Regions from separate parts of the Homo sapiens genome. Here regions 1, 2 and 3 are each linked to region 4. A link is a contact called in ENCODE Hi-C or POLR2A ChIA-PET data. All regions are on one chromosome and are shown on one strand. Each heading gives the region's core, a stretch centred on a gene start or an enhancer-like site at or near the end of the contact. The rest is flanking DNA. Distances are from core to core; before and after follow the strand shown. Region 1 has its middle 57 kb from the start of DNAJC6-AS1. Region 2 has its middle 140 kb from the start of SGIP1. Region 3 overlaps PDE4B (phosphodiesterase 4B). Region 4 overlaps PDE4B (phosphodiesterase 4B).

Region 1 (6,575 bases), core at 94-2,593, 560 kb after region 4:
GCATTTGTGCTAGTCTTGGCAGGAGGGTAGGAATCCGGCAGGCTGAGATGCGAGCATGGACACTGCAGACAGAGAAAAGCCGGGAGCCCCCAGATCAGGTCACTTCCCTGCTTAGCACACTTCAGTGTTTTCCCAGCTCACGTAGAATAAAATCCGAACTCCTCTTCATGTTCTGCCCAGACCTCGATCCAGGCCCTGCATCCCTCTCTTTCCCCTTGCTCAATTCAGGCACTCTGGGAACCTTTCCACTTGCTATTCTCTATTACTCGGCTTCACGCTAGAGTAACTCCTAGTCAGTCCTCGGGTCTCCGCTGACTTGCAATGCCTCGGAGAGGCCTTCCCAGTCCGCCTGCCATGGAAGCTCGGGGACCTGCCTTTTTTCCTCTGTCAGCAGACTGATTCCCTCTAAGCGCACATAGCAATGTGTACCGGGCTTTCTCTGTTTTGCGTGTGTAATGTCTGTCTTCCTCTCTAGAAGTAGTTCCAAGATCCGGGCTTTGCCCATCGTGTTCTCCGGCCAAGGCAGATGGAGGGGCTCGATAAAAATTGTGGAATGAATGAATGGAGTGAGTCAGTGATTGGCTGTGAGTTGAGGCCCTGGCGAGGACAGGACTGAGTGTGCTTGGAAATAGTTTATCGTGGCGAGAGCTTCGAAATCACCGCAGGCAGGTAGAGAGGAGGTGGGTACAGGGCGGGAGGACCTTGAAGGGAGCCTCGGGTTCTGATTCATTCCCCCAGTAGGCACTGCATTGCAGGCGCCAGGCCAGGTGCTGGGGGCCGGGGACAAGCTAACCTCAGTGAGGCTGTGTCGCCGCGCCACCGTGGCTTCCCTGTGTCCAGAGCCAAAGCAACGAGCAGGGGCTAGAGGAAAGGAGACTGTGCCGACATCAGCCCCTGCGCTTCCCCAGCGGTCCCGGTACCCGCGACCGAGGGTCGGGTTCGGGCGTCGCCTAGGCATCCAGGCTCCCAGGGCCGGGAACGCGACCCGAGAGACCGCCGGGGACGGCCCCGCCGCCGCTGCGCCCCTGCCTCAGGGTAACAGGTCCCGACCGGCCGCGCCCACACTCACCCTGCGCCGCCTGGCGAGCTGAGCGTGGCCTCCACAGCCGCCGGGTCGCCTTCCACGGCCGCCGCAAGGAAAACAGCTTCCGGCTCTTCTGGCCTCCCTTCTCAGTGGCGCCCATCGGTGCGCCGCGCCCTCCCCCGCCGCGGTCGCCCGAGCCGAGCGCCACCGCTCGCCGCCGCCGCCGCGCGTCTGCCAGGTGCCGGGCCGCTGCTGGGAGATGCGCGCCGGGGGCGGAGCTTGGGGCCGGGAGCCGTGGCTGGCGCCGACAGGGGAGGCTGCCCGGCTCCGCCCACACGGCGGCGCCTGGCGCCCGAGGCGTGCGGGTGCGCGCGGGCCCGCGCCGCTCACTCGGGGGGCACCGTTAGCACCCTTTATTAACACAGGAGTCCTAGGGGGCTCTCACCCGTTTTATCTCCCTGTTACAAACCATACACTCCACACTCCGAGAGGGTAAGGCATCTGCCCACAATCACACAGCGCTAAAGAAATTCCAGAGCCCTAGACTCTGACGATGTTTACTCACACCGTGCTACCGCCTCAAAATGAAACATCACGTTAGAACGTGGTTTTAGTTCTGACAGATATTCCTGTTTTCCTAATACAAGAGATTACTAGTCACCCACATGATTTTTTAAGAACTTGTTCTATGTCCAGTTACTTTTACACACATTTCATGAAACCTCATTGCAACCCCGTGGTGTGGGAGGCGTTTCCCATTTTCCAGATGAGGAAACTGAGATGGCAGAAGTGAGGCTCCCTCACCCCATCCCCATGCCATCACTGGTCTCTGTTGAGATTTTGCTTGGAATTGGGAGAGACTGAGAGGAAGATCAAAACCAATGCCCTTGAACACGACCTGGCTGCAATAATAATAGCTAATATTTATAGAATGCTTTTTATGTGGCAGATTTTACATACATCATCTTATTTAACCCCTCCAGTAATACTCGTGGGGCAGAAACAATCTCCAAACTCAACAGATAGGGAAACCGAGCGTCAGAGAGTACAGGTTAGATATCTAAAACCTCAGTAAAAAGGTTTTATGTTAGGTCAAATTATGAAATTGCCATTTTTGTAGGCCCAAATAATATCAGACAAGAGCTTCTATCGGTGACCAAAATTAAAATCACCAGTGGAGATCGGACACGGTGTCTCACGCCTGTAGTCCCAGCACTTCAGGCGGCTGAGGCAGTCGGATCACTTGAGCCCAGGAGTTCAAGAGCAGCCTGCACAACAAAGCAAAAACCCGTCTCTACCAAAAATGCATACACACACACACACACACACACACACACACACAGACACAAATTAGCCAGGCATGGTGGCACACACCTTCAGTCCCAGCTACTCAGGAGGCTGAGGTGGGAGAATCACCTGTGCCCAGCGAGTTAGAGGCCGCAGTGAGCCGAGAAGGTGCCACTGCACTCCAGCCTGGCTGACAGAGTCACGTTATCTAAAAAAAAAAAAAAAAAAAAAAAAAAAAAAATCACCAGTGGAGACAGGTGAAAATCGAATGCCTGCAGATGTGATATGCTGAGAAAGACACATCATCTATGGAGTATTCTGGCCAAACATGCACAGCATGAAGCTAATCATGGGGAAACATCAGATAAACCCAAAATGAGGAATCCACTATTAAAAGGAGCAGGGAAGTGCTGTATTCTTCAAAAGTATCAATGTCATAAAATAAGAAGAAAAGCTATGGAGATATTCTAGATTCAAGGTGACTGGGCTGGATGCAGTGGCTCACACCTGTAATCCCAGCACTTTGGAAGGCCGAGGCAGATGAATCACCTGAGGTCAGGAGTTCCAGACCCAACATGGCGAAACCCCGTCTCTACTAAAAATACAAAAATTAGCTGGGCATGGTGGCGTGCACCTGTAATCCCAGCTACTCGGGAGGCTGAGGCAGGAGAATCACTTGGACCTGGGAGGCGGAGGTTACAGTGAGCCAAGATTGCGCCATTGCACTCCAGCCTGGGAGACAGACCAAGACTCCATCTCAAAAAAAAAAAAAAAAAAAGGTGACAGAAGAGACATTGCAGCTAAATACAATACCACCTGACTCTAGACTGGACACTGTTTTGTAGTTTTTTGTTTTTGTTTTTTAAGGCTCTAAAGCACATTACTGAGTTAATTTTACAAAAATGTGTATATATATATATATATATGTAGCAGATTAGAGAAAAATGTTTATCAATAAAAAACTTGCTGACATTAATAACTACACTGCGATTATGTAAGAAAATATCCCTATTTTAAGAAAACACACACTGAAGCCCCACACGGTGGCTTCGCCTGTAATCCCAGCACTTTTGGAGGCTGAGGTGGGCAGGTGGCTTGAGCTCAGGAGTTCAAGACCAGCCTGGGCAATGTGGTGAAACCTTTTGTCTCTCTTATTAAAAATTGAAAAATATAAAAAAAAATTTAAAAAGAAAATACACACGAAGGCATTTAGGAATAAAGAGCCACGATGCATTTAACATGCCTTCAAATGATTGGGGGTTGGGGAGGAAAGGTGTGTGTATATAAAATAAAATGGGAGGAATCACTCCACCCAAACTTGAAGCCTACTGTAAAGGTACAATTTCAAAAACCGTGCAGTGTTGGCAGAAAAATAGACACATATCAACGGAACAGAATAAAGACCCAGAAATAGAATGGACCCACGTAAATCTGTCCAACTAATTTTTGACAAAGGATCAAAAGCAATTCAGTGGAAGAAATGTGCTTTTTCAACAAATGATGTTGGAGCAATTGGACATCCATAGGAAAAAAAAAAAAGAGAGAAAATCCAGGACCCAAACTTCATACCTTATACAAAAATCAAGTCAAAATGGATTCTAGACTTAAATGTAAAACTATAAAACTTAGAAAGAAATAGGAGAAAATTTTCTAGTACCCAGAGCTATACAAAGAGTTCTGTGGCTTGTTACCAAAAGCACAATAAGAGGAAAAATTGATATGTTGGACCTTATCAAGATTATTTTTGCTCTGTGAAAGACCCTGTTAAGAAGATGAAAAGACATACTACCAACTGGGCAAAATACTTGAAACCACATAGCCAACAAAGGAGTATTTAGAATATGTAAAGAATTCTCAAAACTCAGCATTAAAAAACAAACAAACTGGCGGGTGCAGTGGCTCACACCTGTAATCTCAGTACTTTGGGAGGCCAAGGCAGGTGGATCACCTGAGGTCAGGAGTTCAAGACCAGGCTGACCAACATGGTGAAACCCTGTCTGTACTAAAAATACAACATTAGCCGGGCATAGTGGTGCATGCCTGTAATCCCAGGGACTTGGGAGGCTGAGGCAGGAGAACTGTTTGAATCCAGGAGGTAGAGGTTGCAGTAAGCCAAGATCACGCCATTGCACTCCAACGTAGGCAATATAGTAAGATTCTGTCTCAAAAAAAAAAAAAATTAAAATGTGCAAAAGACATAAACGCATATTTCCCTGAAACAGATACATAGATAACAAGCATATGAAAAGAAATTCAACATTGTTAGCCATTAGGGAAATACAAATTAAAACCACAATGAGATATCACTACACACCTGACAGAATGAGGATGTAGCCGAGAAACTGAATCACTCCTACATCACTGGCAGGAATGTAAACTGGTACAACCACCCTGGAAGAGTTTAGCAGTTTCTTATAAAACTAAACACAGAACTACCATATGACCCAGCAGTTGCACTCTTGTGTACTTATCCCAGAAAAAATGAAAACACACAAAAACCTATAAAAGGAATGTTCAGTAGCTTTACTTTGTAACAACCCAAAACTGGAAACAACCCAGGCATCTTTTAATGGGTCAATGGTTAAACAAGCTGTGGTACATGCATACCATGGAATACTAGTGAGCAATAAAAAGTAACAAACTATTGACACATATAACAAGCTCAGTGAATCTCCAAGGAATTACCATAAGTGAAAAAAGCTAATCCCAAAATGTTACATACTTTACATTTTCATTTATGTAACATTCTTAAAATGGTAAAATTATACAAATGGAGGACAAAATCGTAGCTGCCAGGGAGGGGCAGGGTGGATGTGGCTATAGAAGAGATTCTGTGGTGATGAAATTGTTCTGTGGTGATGAAACTGTTCTGTATGTATCTTTACTGTATCAATATCAACTTATTGGTTACTATATTAGATTATAGTTTTGCACAATGTTACTATTAGGAGAAAATGGGCAAAAGAGTACATGGGGTCTCTCTGTATTATTCCTTACAACTACATATCAATCTACAATTATCTCAAAACAAAACATTTTAATGTTTTTAGATTGCATATCAACAATTTCGTATAGTTCACTTCAATACTTAAAATTCAGCTGAGTCAGCCAGGCGCAGTGGCTCACACCTGTAATCCTAGCACTTTGGGATGCCAAGATGGGTGGATCACAAGGTCAGGAGATCGAGGCCATCCTGGCCAACATGGTGAAACCCTGTCTCTACTAAAAATACAAAAATTAGCCGGGCATGGTGGCGCACACCTGTAATCTCAGCTACTGGGGAGGATGAAGCAGGAGAATCACTTGAACCCAGGAAGCAGAAGTTGCAGTGAGCCGAGATTGAGCCACTGCACTCCAGCCTGGCGACAGAGCAAGACTCCGTCTCAAAAAAAAAAAAATTCAGCTGAATCACAATTCAACCTAGGCTCATGACTTCATGACTGCACTGGACTTCCTCACTACCTCTTGCTCACTCAAGGAGGCCAAAGACCATTTGCTAAGTCCCAGGGTGGAGGTATGGAGGACTCAAAGAGGTTACAGTAGCATGGAGGCCCAGGTCTGTCAGGAAGAGTTAAGTTACCCTCCCAGTTCAGAGTGAGGCCCTTAGTGGTCTAGAAAAGTAACACTCTATAATAAATTTTAGATGCAGTGGCTCATGACTATAATCCCAGCACTTTGGGAGGCCAAGGTGGGAGGATTGCTTGAGCCCAGGAGTTCAAGACCAGTCTGGGCAACATAGTGAGCCCTTGTCTCTACAAAAAAAATCAAAAGATTAGCCCAGTGCAGTGGCATGCATCTGTACTCCCGGCTACTTGGGAGGATTGCTTGAACCTGTGAGGTTGAGGCTGCAGGGGGCCATGATCATGCCACTGCACTCCAGCCTGGGAGTTTTTGAGACAGAGCAAGACCCTGTCTCAAAAAAACAACAACAAAAGAGAGAGAGACAGAGAGAGAGAGAAATTTGGGAAAAACCCATTTTATTCTTTCTCTAATTCAGAAGAATAGGAAGCTGGCCCAATGTGGTGGCTCACACCTGTAATCCCAGCACTTTGGGAGGCCAAGGCCAGCAGATTGCCTGAGGTCAGGAGTTTGAGACCAGCCTAGTCAGCATGGTGAAACCTCATCTCTAATATTAGCTGGCCATGGTGGCACGCGTCTGTAGTCCTGGCTACTTGGGTAGCTGAGACAGGAGAATCACTTGATCCTGGGAGAGGGAGGTTGCAGTGAGCCCAGATTGCGCCACTGCACTCCAGCCTGGGTGACA
Region 2 (6,901 bases), core at 357-2,856, 580 kb before region 4:
CAGCTGTGATTCAGACCTGGGGCAGTCTTATGACAGAGCCCCTTTGCTTTATGCAGCCACAGTTAGAACACCCAGCTTCAGTCTATTCCAGGTTTACATTGTTTGGTTTTGTTTTTTGAGACAGAGTCTCTCTGTCGCCCAGGCTGGAGTGCAGTGGCACGATCTCGGCTCACTGCAAACTCCACCTCCTGGGTTCAAGAATTCTTATGCCTCAGCCTCCCGAGTAGTTGGGACTATAGGCATGCGCCACCACACCTGGCTAATTTTTGTATTTTTTGTAAAGACAGGGTTTCACCATGTTGGCCAGGCTGGTCTCAAACTCCTGGCCTCAAGCAATCTGCCCCCCTCAGCCTCCCAAAGGGCTGGGATTATAGGCATGAGCCACTGTGCCTGGACAGGCCTATATTGTTAATGGATAATAGTATTCATTCCTACTGGATCCAGATATACCCACTGAGTCTCAACACATTATTCCCATAGCCATTAATTATCCTCAGAATTGGATGTAAGTTGAAGGCTGTTTGTCATACCTTCACAATATGATGGATACTAACCATATGTTAGTATATAATACAATGATATGATGTTGTGTTAATCATAACCTAAACAGATTACTTGCAATTTTACAGCCCTTGTAAAAAAATCTTAATTTTTTTTATCTGAATCCCTCCCCATCCTTTTAGAACAAAGACCGATTCTATATGATAACCAGTGTTCTGCATACTCTGGCCCCTTCCTGCCTTTCCAACCTCATCTTGAACTTCTTTAACCCATTTTTTCTGTGGTCTAGACACAGAGAGAATCTTTCAGTTCCTCAAATAGTCTATGCTCCTTCTGCCATAAAGCCTTTGCTCATGCTTTTCTTTCTGTCTGTGATATTTATCCTTTCCTTCTCTTCTTCCTTTAGACTTTTGCATGCTGTCTCTTGGGCCCTTGGCTAGATCAGACCAGACTACCATCTACCCCTTTAAATTCCATCCAGCTGTCTTTAATGGTGCTTATCATCATTAGTGAACATGCCATTCAGTGTGTCATTATTTAATCTTTGTGTCACTCCTCCATTAACCTTCTAACCCTCAGATCCAGCACATAGTAGGAAGACAATAAACAACAAATACAGATGAATGTCTTCAAATTCTGAATCAATTACAGGAGGCTCCTGAAATACCAGGTTCCTCTGTGCTTTGTGCATTTTAATTTTCAGTATTAATCACAATTAAATGTACAGAAGACTAGGTCAGGAAATAACTTATTTGTAAAATAAGGCAACGTTAGTAAGATGGCAGCCCTTCCCTCCCTGGTGGTCCTCTAGTCACATATATGTGTTTTCCAGCACATGCTTTCTTGTTGGGCTGCTTCGTTTCCATCCAGTGGCGTCGGACACCACGACAGAGGGAAAGGTAGAAGTGCTAGGGTCAGCCTGGGGTTTGTGTTCCAGCTCGAATACTCTGTAGCTGAGCAACATTAGTCACATTGCACATTATTTCTCAGTTTCCTCATCTGTTAAGTGCTTCACTCATAGGACTGTGGTAACACTCTAAATGAGTTATGAGTCTGAAGCACCCACCCGGCACAGAGTCTGATTTGTTGTCTGAGAATTATTTTCCTTCCCCTAGTGTACACTATATACCTGCTAAAACAACAGTGCATTTCTTAAATCAAGTTATATGATTAAAATAGCTGACACTATGTCATGTACATTGTTCTAAGATTTCCCCCATATTAACCCATTGAAAACTCACAAGAGCCCTGTGAAGCAAATACTGGTAATTTCAGCCTCATTTCATGCATGAGGAACTGAGATTCAGAATGATTAAGTAACTAGCCCACAGTCAGGCCAAAATTTAATCCCAGCTAGTCTGGTATGTTCTTATACTGCAACATGATCCTGTGTCTCAGCTGGAGAATTAGCAAGGAACGATGGGCAATGAAGAGCTGGTTTTGAAAAGAAAAATCTCTCCCAATTCTACTATTATCTGGGTGACCTTGGCCAATTCAATTCTCTCTTCTTTAAAATGGGGATACTATCCCCTGTCTCCCGTGTGGAAGCTGAATGAGATGGCAAATGTAAAACCCTTGTACACATTTGTCATTTGCCTGTGGCTAAGACAATTTCTCTTTCTTCTTATAGAAGTATAACCTTTAAGTTTTCTCACCAACAACCTGGCCAGGGTAACTTTGGCCTTTGGCCAGCTCTAGAGCTTCTCGAACAAAAATTGTTGACATTGAGCCCACACAAAGCTGGAAACTCCCAGAGGGATAACTGTGCAGGCTCTGACCCAGCAAGATTTCCCCTGAATTCTACAGAGTTTCAACACATCTGAAACTCTTAGAGAGTAAAGCCCAAAGCTCCGGAAACAGAGAGCCTGGAAAGGAGAAGAAGGAGCTCTACTCTTTTGAAAGAAGGGGAATCTTGGTGATTAAATTTCACAAATGTGGCTCCAGCCATACCGCCCCTGACCTTAAGAACTGTCATGAATGTCTCTCTAGGAAACACTCCTCACACACACACCACCCCAGCATCATCCAGAGTGACGATTGTTAAAAGAAAAAAAATTATCTGACATTGACGTTTGCATTGTCAGAGGCTCCCTGCTCTATAAAGGAGAAGTGTCTGCCCAAGGTGGCCTTACGGTAGATGTAGAGCCCTGGGGAGGGGCTTTGAGTCTGCAGCATGCTTCAACCCTCATCCACGAAAGGGAGAAAATCATGGCTACCTCCTATGGTTATTGTGAAGAGGAAATGCAATAATAAACGTTCAGAGGCTAGGACAAGGCCTAGCCCTTGGGAAGCACCCAATGAATGGCAGTTATCATTGTGGTTGTGTTGTAACAGCAGCTAGGCCACTTGCCCAAGATCACCCAGCAAAATAAGTAAAGAAATGAGAACTGTAACAAACATCTCATGGACTGGCAGTCCCAGCTCTTTCTGCCATATGAAGCAGCCTCTCCCCTGTGTGTCTAACCGTCAGCTTCTTACTTTGTGTGGTGAAAGGGCTAAACCATATTAGAGAGTGTTGTGGGATAAGCAGTGTAAAAATGCCTCCCGCAACTCTCCACTTCACTCCATCCTATGAGATCCTACACCATTAAAATTACTCCCAGCCCCTTATCCCTCTGGGTTCTCTGGACCCCTGAAAGTCTCCCTGAAGCCTCAGGAACTCCCTGTGGGATAAAGGCACATGTAGATTTTTAAAAATGGTGTTTTACTCCAAATTCTTATGTTTTGCTAGGTAGTGGGTTCCAGGTGTGACATCTCACTGTCAAAGGGATATCTGTGACCCACAATAGTCCCGAGCCCAGGGATGGTGGATCTGGCTGTGTCCTGGCCTGGGTCAGCTTTGCCAGTAAAACAAAGGCCATGTTCCCGGTCCGCGTGAGGCCTGAGGGGATGGGACCCTTGTTCCCGTGGCAGCAGGTGTACAGGGGCAGGTGGCACTAACAGGTTGTGGAGATTTGAGCTGGGGAAGGCAGTCTGGTTGGTGGACAGGCAGGAGTTTGGGGGTAGACAGAATTACTTGTTTGCCTTAAATTAGCTTGGGATATTACATAGGTGATTTTGCTTCTCTGAATTTCAACTTCTCTGCCCGTGAGAGATCTTAATGCCCTTCTTGTGGGGCCCATGGGAGAATTCAGAGGGTAGTTCATGTAAAGTGACCCAATATGTGGCTGTTCACATACCCGTTCCTCTTCTCTTGGAATACAAATACAAATAATGGATCTGGGTCCCCGGAAGATGAAAGAAGAAGATTAAAAAGTTAACAACAATCCTTCAGAATTATTAATGTTCTATGCAATAAATTGTTTTATTGTCTCAATAGCCATATGAAATAGAGACCATTATTATGCCCTTTTGACAGGGAAAGTGGAGAACACTGAGAGTTGGAGAGGATAAATGACTTGCCCATCACTATAGATGTGGCAGAGCTGGGACGTGAACACAGGCCTCTGTCTTCTAAGCTCACTGGCCACCGAAGCATGTCTGTCATCCATGAACAGAGCTGGCTGTGCTCAGTCAAGCAGTTGTTGTCCAGGCCTCCTTTCAGCATTTCTGGAGACTCCCTGCAGCTGATAACTCTTTTGAGCAAAGTTCTGCTGCTTCCTCTTTTGGTATGGCCTTGTTTCATCCTTTTCTTCTGAAACACAGATCCCCTATTAGCTGTCCACTCTGAGCCACATGAGGGGAATATGCAGCTGGGGCAGGGGAGATGGCCCTGGCCAGTTAGATCCTCCTGCACTATGTCCAGGCTGGCCTGAGCCTGGAGCTGGGGCTGTTGGCTGAATTTGGCTGCAGTCCATCAGGGATGTACTTCCATTTATCTGCTGGTCCAGTTTGCCCAATCCCCTATTGGTACATGGCTCCTCCTCTGTCAGGGCCTAGCCCCCGCTGTTCCCACCTGCCACTCCCTTCCATTTCCCACACCCTGCTGTTGACTTCCCATAGTCCTCCCTCGCATAGTCTTCAAGGCCTTTCACAATCCAGCCACATCAGATGTCAATCCTTCCTGCCCCCACACCCTACGTTGCTGAACTTCTCATCACACGGTATCAAAGCCCTGGGCCTTTGCACATGGTTCTTTTTGCTTGGCACGCCTGTACATTTCTGCCCTTTTTCAATGGCAGACTCCTTCAAGTCCTCCCAGACCAAGGCCACCATCTGCCACAACTCTACCGTTCACATTGTAATCTATGGAATGACCCCAGCACCACTGCTACTACTACTGACACCTACTTTTAGATAAAGGAGATCTGAGTGTTAGGGCAGGAGTGGAAAACCATGGTGTATTTGGATGTGAGGTGGGTAGAATTTGCAGATTCCCTCAATTCCTTCACCTCTCAAATAGGCATGCAGCCTTCCAGATTGAAAGGAACTCAGAATCTGCTCAGAGGTCTATGCAGGCGCGGGTTGGTCTCTTGGGCAGCAGGACTAAGGCCTGGTCATAGCTCTACTTTCTGGTCTTAACTTTTCAACAAGAATGGCCAGAACTTGAGATGAGTTGGAAAACTACCCTTAGCCTGCCGTGTCCCCAAGAACACTGGGGGCTGGTGGCTTCTCCCTCTGGGTGCCTGTAAAGGGATCCTTTGAAATAGGCTATCTTGGGGAGGCCTATTTGGCTGCACATTTGGGGAGGCACATTTACTCTGCTTGCAAATAGCATTTGGCCTTCGCCAACCATCTAGCTTTCTGATTCTCTGGTTTCTTTATGGGAAAAATGAGAAGGCAGGTCAGGTTTTTGTTAATGTTCTTTTCTAGAGTCGATATCCTATGAGCTGGTGATCAAGCCTTAAAAATTTTTAATTAATTTTTTTCCTGATTATAAAATAATGTATTCTAATTGTAGAAAATCTGGACAACATAACATGAAAAAGTGTAAAAAAAAAGCCAATCAAAAGCTTAGCTCTGAGAAAAAGTTAATATGTCAGGGATAATTTTTCTTTTTTCCTGTAGTATGTATTTGCATGCTCAAGTATTTATTTATTAAATATTTATTATACAGCTTTTAATAAATTTAAACCTAAATATAGCATTACGATGTATAATTATTATTCAAAATATTAGTTTAATAATATCACAGGATTCCATTATATAATTATTTTCATGTTGTTAGATACTAAGACTATTTTATGTTTTTTGCCATTGTTAATATTGTAATGACTATCTTATCTTAAACCTATGTGTACATTTAAATCATTTCCTCAGTTCTATTTAAAAATGGAATTAGTAAAGAATTGGCAGGATTTTTTTAGGTTTTTGATATATAATAGTCAAAAGACTTCAAAAGAGTGCACTGCTTGACACTTCTTCCAAAAGTGAGCATGTAGAGACTTGAGTTTTATTTATCACATATAGGGTTTGATTTTTTAAAAATAGTTTTATCAGTTTGAGAAATGGTAATCTGTTTTTATTTTAACTTGCATTTCTTTTGTTACTTATAAAGTTAACATTTTTCACACAAAATTGGCCATTTAGATTTCTTTTTAAATGAACCCTTTGTTCATGAGTTTCACTCATTTTTTTGTGTGTATAGTATTCATCTTTTCTTTCTTTCTTTCTTTCTTCTTTCTGTTTTTTGTTTTTGTTTTTGTTTTTTTTTGACAGGACATCACTCTGTCACCCATGCTAGAGTGTAGCAGCAAGGTCACAGCTCACTGTAGCCTAGAATTCCTGGGCTCAAGGGATCCTCCCATGTCAATCTCCTGAGTAGTTTGGACTAAAGGCATGCACCACCATACTTGGTTAATTTTTTTATTTTTAATTTTTTGAGAGACAGGGATCTTGCTATGTTGCTCAAGCTGGTCCCTAACGCCTGGCCTGAAGCAATCTTCCCACTCCAGCTTTTTGAATAGCTGGGATTAAAGGCACAAGCCACCGGACCTGGCATGTTTTCTTTTTCTTCTTGATTTAACAATCAAAATCAACCCTTATTGATTTTTGAGACATCTATTATACAAGGCCAATAATCATGATTCATACATGTGGCAAATATTTTCCACATGTATTATTTCCTTTAACTTGCTTACAGTGAGTTTTGATATAAAGATTTTAAATTTCATGGAGAAAAGATTTTTTACTCTATACTGTTCCTTCTTTTCATGCTTCGAAAAATCTGTCTCTATCTTGAGATCAGATGGTCTCATATACTTTCTTGTAATTCATTTCTATCTTTAATCAATTTCAATTTAAGTGACATATGAAAGGGGCAACTATTTTTCTCTAATAATTAATAAATAGCTCCACATTAGATCAATATTTATTCAGCCTTCCTTTCAAAAATCACTTACTACAAAGCCTCTAGTCCACATTAAAATCTTACACATAGGGAGCTCAGTTTATAGGCTATTTTGTTTCATGTGTCAATTTTCTTAGCCAGTAACATTATCCCTTTTCTTAAGCATTATAG
Region 3 (6,734 bases), core at 3,557-6,056, 540 kb before region 4:
CATCTTTTAAAAAACAGAATTCAGTAAAAAGAACAGGATTAAAACACAGCATAGTACACTTAAATAAAATGTAATATAACATGCTCTTATTTCAAAATAAGAGGTCCCAGTGGGTTAAATGAACACACAAATCAAATTATTACAGATGTCCTGTACTTCACAAAAAAACACACAGAGGTACGTTTCACATTTTATCAAAGACACAGAACACAATCAAATTAACCCACCTTGATGTAACCCCAAGATACAGATAACAAATAATTTGCCTCAGGCATTTTGGAATGCTCTCCTTGCCACAATCCACAAATCCCTTTGAAAGAATTCACAGTTCTGAGAGAGCAATCCCGAAAGGATCAGGAAAGCCCTGCAGATTCAGTGATAAAATAATCAAAACTTAGAAAAGACAAAAACCTCCAAAATGTATGGCATTTCCTAAGCCAAACAAAGCCCATCTTCGCACTCCATTCTTGCAAGAAGCCTATGCTCCCTGCTTATTTCCTGGCAGAAGAGAGTAATGAAATCAGGAATTGCACGAAGGAGCAAGAGCCTGTCCAAATGTATTCAGCTGGCTGGTTTGAAGCACTTATGAATTATGAATAGCCCTGGTGGCCGAAGGGGTTTCCACTCTTCTACATTAGTCCTACTCAGCTGAACTCTGCAAGGAAGAAGAAATTCTTCTTTCCTGAGGAGTTGCCAGACTAGGAAACACAGCCATCTTTTAAAAAGGAGAAGATTAAAATGGAGGAAGCCCCATGAATATTTAAGTAAATCTGAAGTCAGTACCCTCCCCCATTTCAACTAGGTGTTCCTTAACCCTCTCTCTCCACTGCAGACCAGAATTCTGCAGATGCAGCCTCTGCACAAAAATCCAGCCGCTCTAATTGATCAAAGTGATGATGCATTTGATTAATCGATTTTCTGAACATTTAAGCAAACATTTAAAAAAGGTTAGGACCATGGCTGTTTTTAGACTAGGCTGCCAGTACACAAGAATTTTTGTGAACTAGCTTTTTGGAGGATTATTTGTCGCACACACCAAGCGTGTGCCAGTGCATTTAGCCTCTTTTCATAGTAAAATGAATGGGAATGGAATTAATTTATTTTATTTGAAAAGTACTTCCTATGCAGCATGTAAGTTTCTGCCCTCCATCAGCTCATTAATATGCATATTAGATTGCATTCGACAAATGTATTAAACTCTTTTAACCTTTCCATCTAGGATCCAGAGTGTGTTAGGAAATATGAACATTCATTTACTGAAAGAATGGTGAATTGTTTGAGATTTAGTGTTACATCTTCTAACTCACATTAGAAATCTGAGGATTTAAATTAATTTTTATTTTATTTTAGCAATCCAGGGCATGTTGAGAAAGTCATTCCTTCCCTGCAGGTTTCTCTCTCCCTTCTTCCCAGCCCCTCCCTTCTCCTTGTCAGCGTTAAAGCACAGGCAAGGGGAAACACTAGAGCTTTACTGCAGTGGGATTCCCCGCCCCAGGTTCACCCCATTTCCCTCCTCATCTTTCCCCTCTGTTACCCTACCCCTGTACTCCCAGGATTTATTTCATCTATAGCAAGTTGAAGGAATAGCAAAGCACCATGGCAACAGCCCCAACTTGCAATTGGCTCTTTTTCCTGTGAGGCATTCCCCTTTCAAATGAGCATCCGCATCCAACAATAGCTTTATTTCAAGCATCCAAGCCCGGAGTCATGCCATCGCCTGTGCCTAGGAGACCTGGCTTTTGGAGGTGAAGCCAATGCAAGCCAGTATTTCTGCCTGCTGGCTCACTGCACCAGGCATTGTTCTCAAAGATGTCCAATCATCCTCCTTCTGGGTAACCCTGCTTGCGTATGTGTGTGTGTTTCCCATGATACAATATGTTTGTAACCAGGCATCTCTGAATCAATCATCTCAGCTAGCATATTTTACTTATTGAACCTCTGTGCAATTTTGAATCCCAGGTGAATCACATGAATTCCAAATTATTTCGTTTTAAAGACACAACTGCTCAGTCACAATGGCCTCTCATTTTAAATCCTCAAAAGACAGGCACCTAGGCTGAAGACTCAGAAGCTGAAGAAAACAAGTTTATATGCTCTGACCGATAAGCTGAATTTTGGCAAAGAAGTGAACTTTAATTGGATCATTGTAAAAATATGTTGTAAAAAGCTTAGAGACAGATGATTTCTTCCATAATTTTCTCTGCACTAGACTTAGGCAAATATAACATTCAAACAATTGTCTCATTTTGGCTCCTTTAGTCTCTCTGAAATACTTAGGAATGTTTTAGAGTCAATCAGGTTTGTAGTAGTTCAATAATGCCCTTTTTTCACGTATTTGCCAACCATTTATTGAATACCTAAAATGACCAGGGAAAAGAGTGATGATATAGCAGTGAAAAAAAAACAAAGGAACAAACAAAAACTCTTTTCATGCTTTTAATCAGCTTTCATTCTAGTAGGAATAGATATATTAGGGCATGTTGTTTAACCACAACAGCAAACAGTCTAGAGAGGGTAGGACCAGTTCTTTACTAGCTATATCGGCAACTCTGCTCAGAAGATAGGAGCAGGTAGAAACTGAATCATAAAAGGCTATAAGAGGAAAGATTTCTCTGTTTATTTTCTTTCTATAGTCTTCCATTGCCACAGGACCCTGTTGGGATACATTGTCAATCACTTTCAATATGGAATCAGGGAGGTGGCTCTCAGCTGCAGGGCTGAAAATAAACCAAACTCCTCACCTTTCCCGCATAGTTTACTGAAGGGATCAGTGTACTCATGCAAGTCATTAACAGATGAATATCACCTTCCTCCTTCCCAGGCTTAAACTAATTCTCCTATGAGCCTTTTGCTAAGGGCACAGCAATGCTACCAAAAAACATAGTCATCTTAAGGCAACCATAAAACACACAACATGGCGAAGTATGCAAATGGAGGTCACTTAGTGTCAGAAACTAACCTAGTCCTTTAAATGTTGCTTAGCAACAACTGTTGGTTTTCCTCCTCCATAAGGGAGGGCCCAACCACACTGATGTGAAAGCAATCATTGCTCTCATCAAAAAGCACTTATGAAGGGCCCATTTATGTTGGGCTCTGTACAAACTAAGAAAGGCAGACATGGCCTTCAAGGAGCAGACGGCGGGGGGTGGAAGGGTATCTTTTACATTCTAGTATATGTAGAGTCCAGTTAGTATGACTAGTGTTTAACTGTGTGATGAGACACATTAAGAAATAGAATAGATATGAATTATGTTTGAAGTTAAGCCTGAGGAGACAGTTGAGGAGCTAGGCTTAGTTGGGCTTTCAGCATCTGACTCCCACATGGGAGTGTTTCTGTTGAGCCAGAGGCAGCCACAATGTAGTAGACAAATCTTGACTTTTCATTCTCAGCTCTCACTCTCCTGTGTAGTTACATCACCTCTCATGTGTAAAATGAGAATGATCAACCCTAACATTTCATACTTGTATGATAAATTCTGTGGCTGCCTCCTACAGTTTGGACACATTATTTACCAGCAACCAAGACTTCCCAGAAAACAAAACTCCCTCTACATGACTGAGGAAAACAACTCAAATTGAAAATGCTTCAGACCATAACAAAGGAAGGGAAGCATTTATCATCCCTCAGAGTTTCATAGTGTAAGACTTTTGGAATCTATTTATTAAGTTACACGTTTCATCCAGACTCGAAGGTAAAATAGCTCCTGGGTAAAACTGTGTCCCAAGGAGTTACTGGATTGGAAGGAAATGGGCATTATTTACTTTATTAAATTCAGTAGAGAAATCCACAAACAGGAACACATTATTTTAAAGATAAATGTGTCTCTACCATCTCATGTACACAGATACTATTTTCCCTAAGAATCTGCCTTCACAGGAAAACCCTGTTACAGCCTACCTAGAAATAATGTCCCCAGAGGAAATGGCCAATGCCCCTTTTCAACACAGACAAGCAAAATTTGTGAATAAACTCTAATAAAAAATTCCTCCGATGCCTTCTTAAGCTTATGCCCAACATTAGATTCACATACACTGCTAGAAATTGCTTCTATTTTTTGAAAAGGGAAGAAGGTATATTTTCTAGATATGTGATTTAATATTATTGGCCTAGAATATACCTTTTCTATAAAATTGTCTGATTTTTGGAATAAGTTCCTTTAATAGTGAAAAGTTATTTTAAAAGTAGAGAATAGGTAATAAAAGCTAAAATTCAATTACACTTGATAGGAACATTTTGTTTGATGGCTTCAATTTTTCTTTAGTTTTAACACTGCATACAGAGATTATTTCTTCTGAGCCAGTTTCTTCTGAAGTGATAGGACACTTCTTCACTTTTCTATATTTCTCATGGGAGAATTAGTTTGAGCTTTATGCAAAGATCCGCAGGCAAGATAGGCACTATCTTGGTAATGAGTTCTTAGTTAAACTAATCACATAGGAGGAGTGAACTGGAATGATCGCAGGCTCTTCTCAAATCTAAAATTTGGGGATTTTATGTTTTTGAGAATAAAACAGTCCAGAATAGTGATAACACAGGAAGCTAGTATAAAGCCCATGAAAGAGCTTCTTCTAAGACTAATTTAGGCCTGTTGAGGGTGACCTGAAAATCACTTAGGAGTGACTCCTAAGTGATTAAAACTATTCTTCACCCTATCAAAGACTAGCTAAAGCAGGTACCTTCCTCTCATGGATAACCTCAGGATGAGGTCAGTAGGAGAAAACTGTAAGAACAGAGAATAAAAAGGTGTCAAAGAGAGGAAGGCAGCCCCAGCAGTTAGTTACTCTTGTGGGTGGCCGTCTACGCAGGAGCCCAGCTGTGAGACAGGCGCCTTATTGTGTGGGATCTTCCTGTTTTTGCAGAATGAAACAACTGCCGAAGTCATTAAAGTCACAATGACTTTATTAGGGACTAACTTTTGACTCATGTTTTATACTTTGTTAGTCATAACTTAAAAAGAATTCCCGGGCATCAGGAAAGTGAAGGGGCTGAAAATTCCTCCTGAAGGCACAGAATGCCTTCAGTGCATTCTGTGCCTTCAGTGGTAGAAAGAAGTCGAAACTGCAGTGGTACAGTTTAGTGAGAAATGAAGTAAACAGAGTCTGTCCCTGTCTTAGCTCTGGCCCTAAGCAAATATGTAATCTTGGGTAAGCTGAATTAACTTCTTGGGGCTCAGTTTCTTTAGTGGTAAAATGGCTAGCTTCTAATCTTCCTTTTGACTTTCAGGAATTTTGCATGGGAAGAAATGAAGACCCAAAGAAGTAAAGCAAATCTAAGTTTTAAATGAAAAAGAAATAAACAGAATGAGGGATATAGTGTGCTTGTCTAAAACTCCTTATGAAACTAACAATTTCCACAATTCTTAACATTTCAGATTATTTGACAATGTGCATCTCATCTCTTCCCTCCTTTTTGTGTTTCCCTATAAACTCTACCAATCATTTGAAACTTGATGTCCAGTTTCTTTATTGACAGGTTTGTCTTATTTGAAAAGCAAGTGCAATTGAATTGAGTTGGTAACATGGTCAAAGAAGTAATAATGGACATGCAATTGTCCATTAACGTCTGCTTAATCAGCTAGTGTTCCATAATGGGTCATCTTAGCAAACAAGTTCTGCTGTACTAACATCTGCAGCAAACCTTTGGTGTGCCAGGGAACAAACACAGTGAGATCATTCTCACTGTCCATGTGCCAAATCAGAAAGAAACTCTTCTAAACATGTTAGAATTGAGTGCTTCTTGTCTTAACTGCTCAGCAACGTAGTAATCAATAGGTAAGTATACAACGAAAAACAAGCATGAATATATCTACCATTATTCTGCATCAAAAATTATGATGAAGCAACAATAGAATCAATTCTACTTGCTAGTTAGAGGACAAGTCTCTGCTCAAGTGACATATTAAAAGGCAAAGCAGGGAAAAACCATTAATGCCTTCATACAGAATTGAAAAATATCAAAAGATCAAACAAATTTGAATATAGCTGCTCTATAACTAATCTCCTAAATGAGATTAGGGCTTGAACAGCTCCCCAAATTATTACATATTTCTTCCTATCTATCTAACCCTTTTCTGCTGTCCATTTTTCTCAGAATTTCTGAAAACTTCTCAAGAGATGATATAACACACATTATTGGAACACTAAAAAATTGACGTTTCCTAGACCCAAAGTGATTCCCATAAGAATGTTTATAGCAATTTCTCATGATCCAACATTCTCTCAACTCTGAAAGTTGCTGCAGTGATGTAATCAAATGGACAAAAGATACTGTAACTATTTATACCTAAAGACTGATACATTCACTATGCATTTTAAACTATATATATAATATTTATAAACTATATTATGTTTCCACATATATAAGGTTGCCAGATTTAGCAAATAAAAATTCGGGGCACCTAGTTAAATTTGAATTTCAGATAAAGAAGAATTTTCTTTATCTTTTTTTTTTTTTAACTGTAAGTATGGTCCTGATATTGCATGTGCAAATAGCCTATGAAGAGATTGGATTTCCAGGCCATACACTCATTATATATGTTAAGTTTAGGGGCACTGTATATTTTTAGATAATTTAAACTTTTCAAAATTTTCTTTTTGACAGAGGACTTTTCTTCCAATGAGAAACGTAAGACCTAAAACTGTTCCTGGAGCATCACAATTTCATTTCATATACTTGATCCTTCCCTTTTAATTTGTCTGTTAATAGAGAAAGACAAAAAAAGGAACTTTGAAGA
Region 4 (7,364 bases), core at 2,749-5,248:
CACACTGATTTTAAAAAATAGCTTTCTTAATGTTTAGGCTGATCAGAAAAGAATACTTGACTTTTGATAACACTTGGACCTTCCAAGATTCTTCTAAAACTGAAACACAAGCAGCTGAGGTGCATCTATAGGAAAAGAGAAAATTGAGAAAGAGCCGAGCCAAGCAGTTGTTATTTTTTTCTCACCAATTATTAAGATCAGTTAGCTTAGGATGGAGTCAGAAATGAGGAAACGGAACAAGGTACTGTAGCTGAAGTCCTTTTATGTAAAAACTTGAGGCAGGTGAATATGGTTCCTTCCTTATATAGCAATATGTATGAATCCTTTTACTGATTGCTTTTATATACTTTGTCCAATATTCTTTGAAGAGAGTAGGATTGTTATTATTGACTGATAAGTGCATTTTATTTAATAAGAATGTATCTTTGTCATATATGATCAAATGTTTAGTTCAGTTTAAATTTTTTTAGCTTCAGGACAAATTTTATTGAACAGAAACTCCTAATTTTACAATTGGTTTCTCAATGAACCTTTTTTTAAAAATAAACTTTTTTATTTTCAAATCATTTTAAATTTACAGAAAAGTTGTAAAGATAGTACAGAGTTTCCATACACACTTCAGCCATTTTTCCACTAAGGTCCTTTTACCATTCCAGCATCCAATCCAGGATACCATGTTGCATTTATTCTCAGTTTAATTTTTAATTTTGGTTGTATTTTTTCTCACTTACAGAGCCAACAGTACTCAATTTCTATTCCCAAACTGAACTACCATTTGATAAATAATTGTGTTGTCTCGTGACTTGAAACACCAACTTAATCATCTATATGGCTTCCAAATTTATATATCTTAAATTAAATTTCTTCAAAAGCAGAGATGTAATATTTATGTTGGCTCTTAAAGCACAAGTTATGCTTGCTTAAAAATGTGTGTTGAGGGTGGGGGGGAGGGGGGAGGGATGGCACTGGGAGATTACCTAATGCTAGATGACGAGTTAGTGGGTGCAGCGCACCAGCATGGCACATGTATACATATGTAACTAACCTGCACATTGTGCACGTGTACCGTAAAACTTAAAGTATAATAATAATAAATAAATAAATAAATAAATAAATAAATAAATAAATAAATAAAATGTGTGTTGAATGAAGAATTAATGAACACACTTTTGCTGGGAAATGCAATAATTTTTGCATAGCCAAGCACTTTCTAATTACCTAGAAAAATCAAGCTTTTCCATAACTAGGTATTTACTCAAGACAAATAAAAACATATATCCATGCAAAAACTTATACAAAAAAAAATTTGTAGCTGGTATTTTTGTAATAGTTTACACCTGGGAACAACCTAAATGACAATCAACAGGTAAATGTATAAAGACATTTTGCTATATCCCATACAGCAATAAGAAAAAAAGCATCCTTTGAGTGACAGAAACAAAAAAAAGCAGATACTATATGATTCTATTTATATAAAATTATAACAACTAAAACTAATTCACAGTGAAAGAAAGCAGATCAGTGTTTGCCAAAGGATGGGTTAGAGAGAGGAATGGACAGCAAGGAGGCACCAGGAAACTTTCGAGAGTAATGGAAATATCTTGATTGTGGTGTTTTCATAATTGAACACATTTGTCAATAGTCACTAAATTGTAGCCTTTTAAATGAGTTTAACTTATTGTACTTAAGCAGTATCTCAATAAAGTTTCTTTTAAAAAAAAGCATTACAGAAGGTGCACAAAATAATCCATTGGTTATAAGAATATATATATTACATTCATCTTTTATCAATGTATTTCATCTTCATAAATTTCTGTTTTCACATATTCTCTACAGCATCTAAACATATGTACATATAATAAGATGATGTGACTTAAATATTGTTATAAGGATGAGGGAGCAAAAGGATTTGAAGACTACCAGTCCAGCCAGCTAGAGGAAGAGTGCTGACACACACCCTGAGCTGTTTCCATCAACCAGCAGCTGCCTCGGGCAAGGCTTTGGCAAGCAATGTGCTGTAGTCAATTCACGACTGAATTTTCTGTCAAGTGCCCAGAGTGCCCCAGCCCTTCTGTTCACCTGGCTCTCGACTCTGGGTAATACCCAAAGCTCAAAACTTGGACTTCTTCACTGTTCTCTTTTTAGTCTAATAATTGGCTTAAAGCTCACATACACTCAGGGCTTCTATTATCAGCATAACACTGAAGACAAACAAATCTATATTCCAGATCTCTCAACTGTTGTTTTTTTTTTTTTTTTTTTTGCCGCAGTGCCTACTGCCTATTGGACACATTATTTTTCAAAGCTACATTCTAATTCAAATTCAGTATTTCTAACCCCATAGCTTCACAAACCAATTTCTTCTCCTACTCTTGCACTGCTGCCAAAGAAAAAAATACCCTGAAGTTATCCTTGATTCATTTTCCTCTTTTACTTTAAAAATCATAATTTCTACCCATTTGCCATTAAGGTCTTAATTTACCTATCTCATCTATCTGTAGCAGTGATTCTTTGAAACTATAGAGGACCCCCTCCTCAGAAAAACTACACTGGCACACATTTTTCATACTATTTTGAATATGATTTCCAGGGCCCACAATGAAAATGTATAGATCTCTATATTGTTCACTTCTAAAATCTGTTTACTCTGATCTGGCTTTTTCCTGAGAGTTCCAGACCACCTTCCAAATACTTTTCAGATAGGTATTATTTTATATGGCAAAAATATCTCAAACTTGCACGTTCAAAACTCAACATGCCATTTCCCCCAGCAAAACTGTATCTTTTTCTTAGTCTTTCTTTAGTGAATGGCAATTCAATTCCCCCAATTAATTAAAATAGTAACTTGCATATTACTGTTGACTTCTTTCTCCCTCCGTATACCTCTCACATCTAAATGGTAATTATAGTGACCTCCCACGATTAGTTAAGTGGCATGCATTTGACAAAGTATTAACAACCAACCCACCATATATGCTTACATATTTTCTGTATGAATTTAAATAAGTGACTCACTCCTCTACAGGTGAGCAGCTAATAAACCAAACCCTCAATACCTCATTCCTGAACTCCCTCGGTAGCCTCCTAACTCTCTGCCTGTTCCCAATCTCGTTCCAGTTTTAGTATCTCCCAACATGTCTTAGAATAGATTTAGGTATTCCCTCTCCAGCCCCTACAGAAACTTTAGTGTCCTTATCTTCATTCTTAAGGTTTTGTATTCCTGGGGCAACTTTTCCAGGGCTGTCTAGGACCCTTAGAAAGCAGTTGACAGGCAAATAGAAATAAAGAAGCTAGAGAATAATTGTTTAAGGTGTTATACTCTCTCCCAACCCCTGCCCAGTGCTATCTATTTGTGTTTTCATGGAGACTTTAGAATAGAGCTTCTCAACCAGTGCATTTCTATACATAATATCATATAGGAGGCTGAGACAGTCGTCCCCTCAGTCCCTAGGATAGGCATGTAATTCCTAGAACCACAAACAGCATTATCTATGTAGTTCAGTATTTACTACAAATATTAACATTCCAAAGTGTGCCAATGGATGAAAAAAATAATTGAGAGGCATTTAAAACACAGAAAGTCCCTCCAGTATCTAAAAACAATGAATTTCCACCCTGACATTTTACTGTCTTGGAAATTTAATGCCACCAACCTATAGTTAAAACCTACATGATTATGGCCAATTACATTTGGAAGGGATTTGTCCAAGTTGGCCCTGGATCAGGGAGAGCAGCAGCAGGTGAGAAATGCTGCCTTTGAGCAGCTGATGCAACCCAGGTGTGGCAGAGCATGGAGGGCCATACCCTAAGAAGGAGACCAGCAGAGAAACTGAAACAAGTGAGTAACTAACCTACAAGAGGACCCAGAAATTTAGAAAAGGAACTCTCAGAGCAGAAACTGAAAGCCAAGAACAGAACCCAAAATTGAGTCAGAGGAAATGAGGCAAAAGGTCAGACCTCGGGGAAGGAAGCTAGAGATGCCAAATCAGCAGAAGGCTGAGGGCTGAGGTCAGGGATGAGTCAATTCATCTGCTCTCAAAGCCAAAAGAAGCCCTAGCCCTTGAGCCACCACAAGGGTTAAAACTTCTTTAGTGAAATGAAAGGAACTAAGCTTAATTCCTCACTGAAACCTCAGTACTACAATATGTTAATTTTGTCTTTTAATGGTCCTGGGGTTTTTTTTGGTTTGTTTGTTTGGCTTTACTTTTTCCCCCTAATTTCCTCATTTACCTTCTGTATATTTTATATTTCATGTAATTTTTATTTAACGTTAATGAAACAGCAGCTTTCAAGTTGTCTTAGGCAGACAAGAAATTTTTTTCTAAATTTATTGAAATAAAAGTATATGTAAATTATGTCATAATATAAAGAGAAAATCCAAGCCACCTTACTATCATTAATATTAATATTATTTGTATTACTAGTAGCTATCATGTACTTAACTTTGTAACCTTGTGTCTTGTACTATGCTAGATGACTTTATATGTTAACTCACTCCTCACATTATCCACAGGAGGGATTATTAGTCACAAACAAATGAGGAAATCAAATAGGTCAAAAATTTTTCCATGATCCTATAACTAATAAATGGCAGGAATGAGATGTAAACCTGTGATGTGTCTGATTCTTAATTACTGCACTCAGCTCTATTTTATTTAAAATATGCTTATTTAAATATGACCCACATAAAATGGGTCATTTGCTTAATGAACATCTGTCAAAGCACAGCTGGGTATTAAGTACTTTTCTAGGTGCCCTTGGGGCAAAAGAAAAAGGAGAATCTGACATAGCCAAGCCTTGAGGATGCTCAAGTTAAGTTTGAAGACAAGACGTAGTCCATGAAATACAACAAAAATTAGTCCAAAGTCATAGGTAAGCCTTCAATTTGAGCCCTGAAGATACTATTTCTCAGCATATGACCCTGAGCAAGTTATTCTTATTGTGTAAAGCTGAGATCATAATGATATGAGCCTCATGGGGTGTTCTAAGGATAAGATGAGATAATGTAGACCATTAGTTTTCAACTTCAGGTGATTTCCTCTCTGACAAAAGATATTTGATAATGTCTGAAGCATTTTTGGTTGTCACAACTGGGTAGGGGGAAAAGAGAGTGTTGTTTGCATCTAGTTGGTAGAGGCCAGGGATGCTGTTAAACACCCTGCAATGCACGAGACAGGCTGTCTCCCAAACAGGGAATCATCTGGCCCAAAGTATCAATTGCACTGGGGTTGAGAAACCCTAACGTATTCGAAGCGTTTAGCAGAATCCTAAAGGCATTTAGTAGTAGATCCTCCACATTAACTCACTATATTTGCATGAAAAGGGGGTAGCACTTATGGCATTTATGTACTTAAGAAAAGAATTAAATAGAAAATAATTGTAAATATTAATAATAATTTTAAAATATAACCCTTTAAGAAAAAGTCTTACAAGTCAATGTGGTAGGTAAGAGCATAGGCTTTGGAGTCAGATAGACCTAAGTTTGAATCCTGGCTCTGTGTAATGCTGAAAAAAGTATTAATCTGAACCTCTCCATTTCTTCATCTTTAAAATGAAAATAAATATATCTAAGTTATATACCTGGAACATACTGAAACTCTCAATAAATATTTTTAAAGTTTTAACATACTGAGTCTTAAGCAGGCACTAGAAAAAGTATAGACTTTGGGTTGGTGAAAGAAAAAAAACAAGTCAGCCCTCGCTATATAAACTTAAGCAAATTACTTGGCTGAGGCTTAATGTTTTCATCCTCAAAATTAGTATAATAATGCTTTCATCACAAGGTAATAGTAGGAATTAAATGAGACTGCATTTAAAGCATTTCCTAAGATGCTTGGCACATGGTGAGTGCTCAATAAATATTAGTTACCTTCCTCCAGAGGAAAAAACAAAATCTTTATAAAGGTACTTAGGTCAAAATAAATAGCAAAAATTACCTTTGCTAGAGCAGAAAGTGTGGACTAAGGACTTTTGGAATATCCCATAATTTATCAACACTCCACCTTGGAGAAGCCCTGTTTCTGCATTTGAAAGGGAAGCTATACACTGCCTGTCCTTTTCACTGCCCACCAGCTTTCAACAAGCATCCTTCTTTTGGCCTAGGAATGTCACTGTGGCTTATCTAGGCTGAAAGAGAGTGCAGCCCTTGGCTGCAATTACTGGAAGAATAAAAATTCAATTCTTGAACTACAAATTTAACTGCATTTTAAGAGCACCAAAAAGATCCACAGCAGAAACTATTCATAAATAAGTTAAGCACAAGGCATGATTTATCAAGATATTTGTCATTCTATCTCTAAAAATGATCATTAATGCTGCTTTTATGACCATCTCTGAAAATCAGTTTGTCAGGCAGTAATACCAGAAACAAAATTACTCATTCAGTGACTGACTTCCTAGTCAAGACAGATGATATCTGAAAGTATAATAAATGCTATTTCAGAAAGTGCAGTTTAAATTTCAACAAAAATAAGAAAATAACCATAAACTATCCAATTCCAAGCTATGAATGCTAAAGCCTCTTTAAATATCCTATATCATGTACTTAAGATAATTTCCCAATCAAATGAAGGCAGTGTTTAGATCTCCTCATTTATGCTAATATTTCAATATGAAAAATGAGTCCATATACAAATGGAATATAAAATATAACACATATAACTTCACTAGTCTAAATGGCTTAATGAGTGTATTTTCCATTTGAAATTATATGTTTGCTGTCATTTGGCAAAGCTGACGATCTCATGGCAATTCTATAGGTTGTTTTTGATGCATCTTCTGAATTCGTTTTGCAATTTTTTTTTTTTTTTTTTTTTTTTTTTTTTGTGAGATGGAGTCTCACTCTGTCACCCAGGCTAGATTGCAGTGGTGCAATCTCAGTTCACTGCAACCTCTGCCTCCCAGGTTCAAACAATTCTCCTGCTTAAGCCTCCCAAGTAGCTGGGATTACAGGCCCGTGCCACCATGCCCAGCTAATTTTTGTATTTTTAGTAGAGACGGGGTTTCATCATGTTGACCAGGCTGGTTTCGAACTCCTGACCTCAAGTGATCCACCCGCCTCAGCATCCCAAAGTGCTGGGATTACAGGCATGAGCTACCACGCCCAGCCCATTTTGCATTTCTAAAGACTAAATATCTACCCACACACCACATAACATGTTCAAAAAACAATTCCACTTTCTGTTATTCTGTTAAAACCTAAACATATTGTAAAAGCCTGATCTGTGTGTCCAAAAAATGAGCTACTCTTAAGTTGTCTTTTTCTGAGAAATAGAAAATAACAACAATCATGTACTAGAAGCATTCAACTGATTATATGTCCCTCTAAACACAAATCAGCCATAACTGAAAAGGTTCTACCCTTT

What was found. A loop is a pair of places that touch in the nucleus more often than their neighbours do. ChIA-PET counts read pairs that join two places held with the same protein, here RNA polymerase II (POLR2A). Pooled maps may share reads with other maps.
Region 1: a loop to region 4 is called in a pooled map, with 6 times the contacts of the local background. The contact joins two enhancer-like sites. A Hi-C loop is called at or near these places in 6 of 37 single-sample maps with no recorded cell type and 10 of 50 pooled maps.
Region 2: a map with no recorded cell type shows a loop between it and region 4 (17-fold over the local background). The contact joins two enhancer-like sites. A Hi-C loop is called at or near these places in 8 of 37 single-sample maps with no recorded cell type and 9 of 50 pooled maps. POLR2A ChIA-PET finds 5 or more read pairs at or near these places in 1 of 52 experiments (PC-9).
Region 3: a pooled map shows a loop between it and region 4 (8-fold over the local background). The contact joins two enhancer-like sites. A Hi-C loop is called at or near these places in 5 of 37 single-sample maps with no recorded cell type and 10 of 50 pooled maps.

The regions. Positions count from the first base shown.
Region 1 is chr1:65,249,144-65,255,718 of GRCh38, reverse strand. No RefSeq gene overlaps it. Among named protein-coding and RNA genes, the nearest start is that of DNAJC6-AS1, 57 kb to the left of the region's middle. RefSeq lists silencers at 970-1,039, 1,130-1,629. Within about 2 kb of position 1,343, at least 14 of the 41 ENCODE cell types and tissues checked have a DNase peak (open chromatin) inside an H3K27ac peak, as active enhancers do.
Region 2 is chr1:66,391,283-66,398,183 of GRCh38, reverse strand. No RefSeq gene overlaps it. Among named protein-coding and RNA genes, the nearest start is that of SGIP1, 140 kb to the left of the region's middle. RefSeq lists an enhancer at 702-881. Within about 2 kb of position 1,606, at least 5 of the 41 ENCODE cell types and tissues checked have a DNase peak (open chromatin) inside an H3K27ac peak, as active enhancers do.
Region 3 is chr1:66,348,388-66,355,121 of GRCh38, reverse strand. All of the region lies in intron 8 of PDE4B (phosphodiesterase 4B), which reads right to left. Among named protein-coding and RNA genes, the nearest start is that of SGIP1, 180 kb to the left of the region's middle. RefSeq lists enhancers at 36-536, 3,102-3,151, 3,162-3,251, 4,844-4,893. Within about 2 kb of position 4,806, at least 24 of the 41 ENCODE cell types and tissues checked have a DNase peak (open chromatin) inside an H3K27ac peak, as active enhancers do.
Region 4 is chr1:65,808,793-65,816,156 of GRCh38, reverse strand. All of the region lies in intron 1 of PDE4B (phosphodiesterase 4B), which reads right to left. Among named protein-coding and RNA genes, the nearest start is that of PDE4B, 20 kb to the right of the region's middle. RefSeq lists an enhancer at 3,756-3,985. Within about 2 kb of position 3,998, at least 2 of the 41 ENCODE cell types and tissues checked have a DNase peak (open chromatin) inside an H3K27ac peak, as active enhancers do.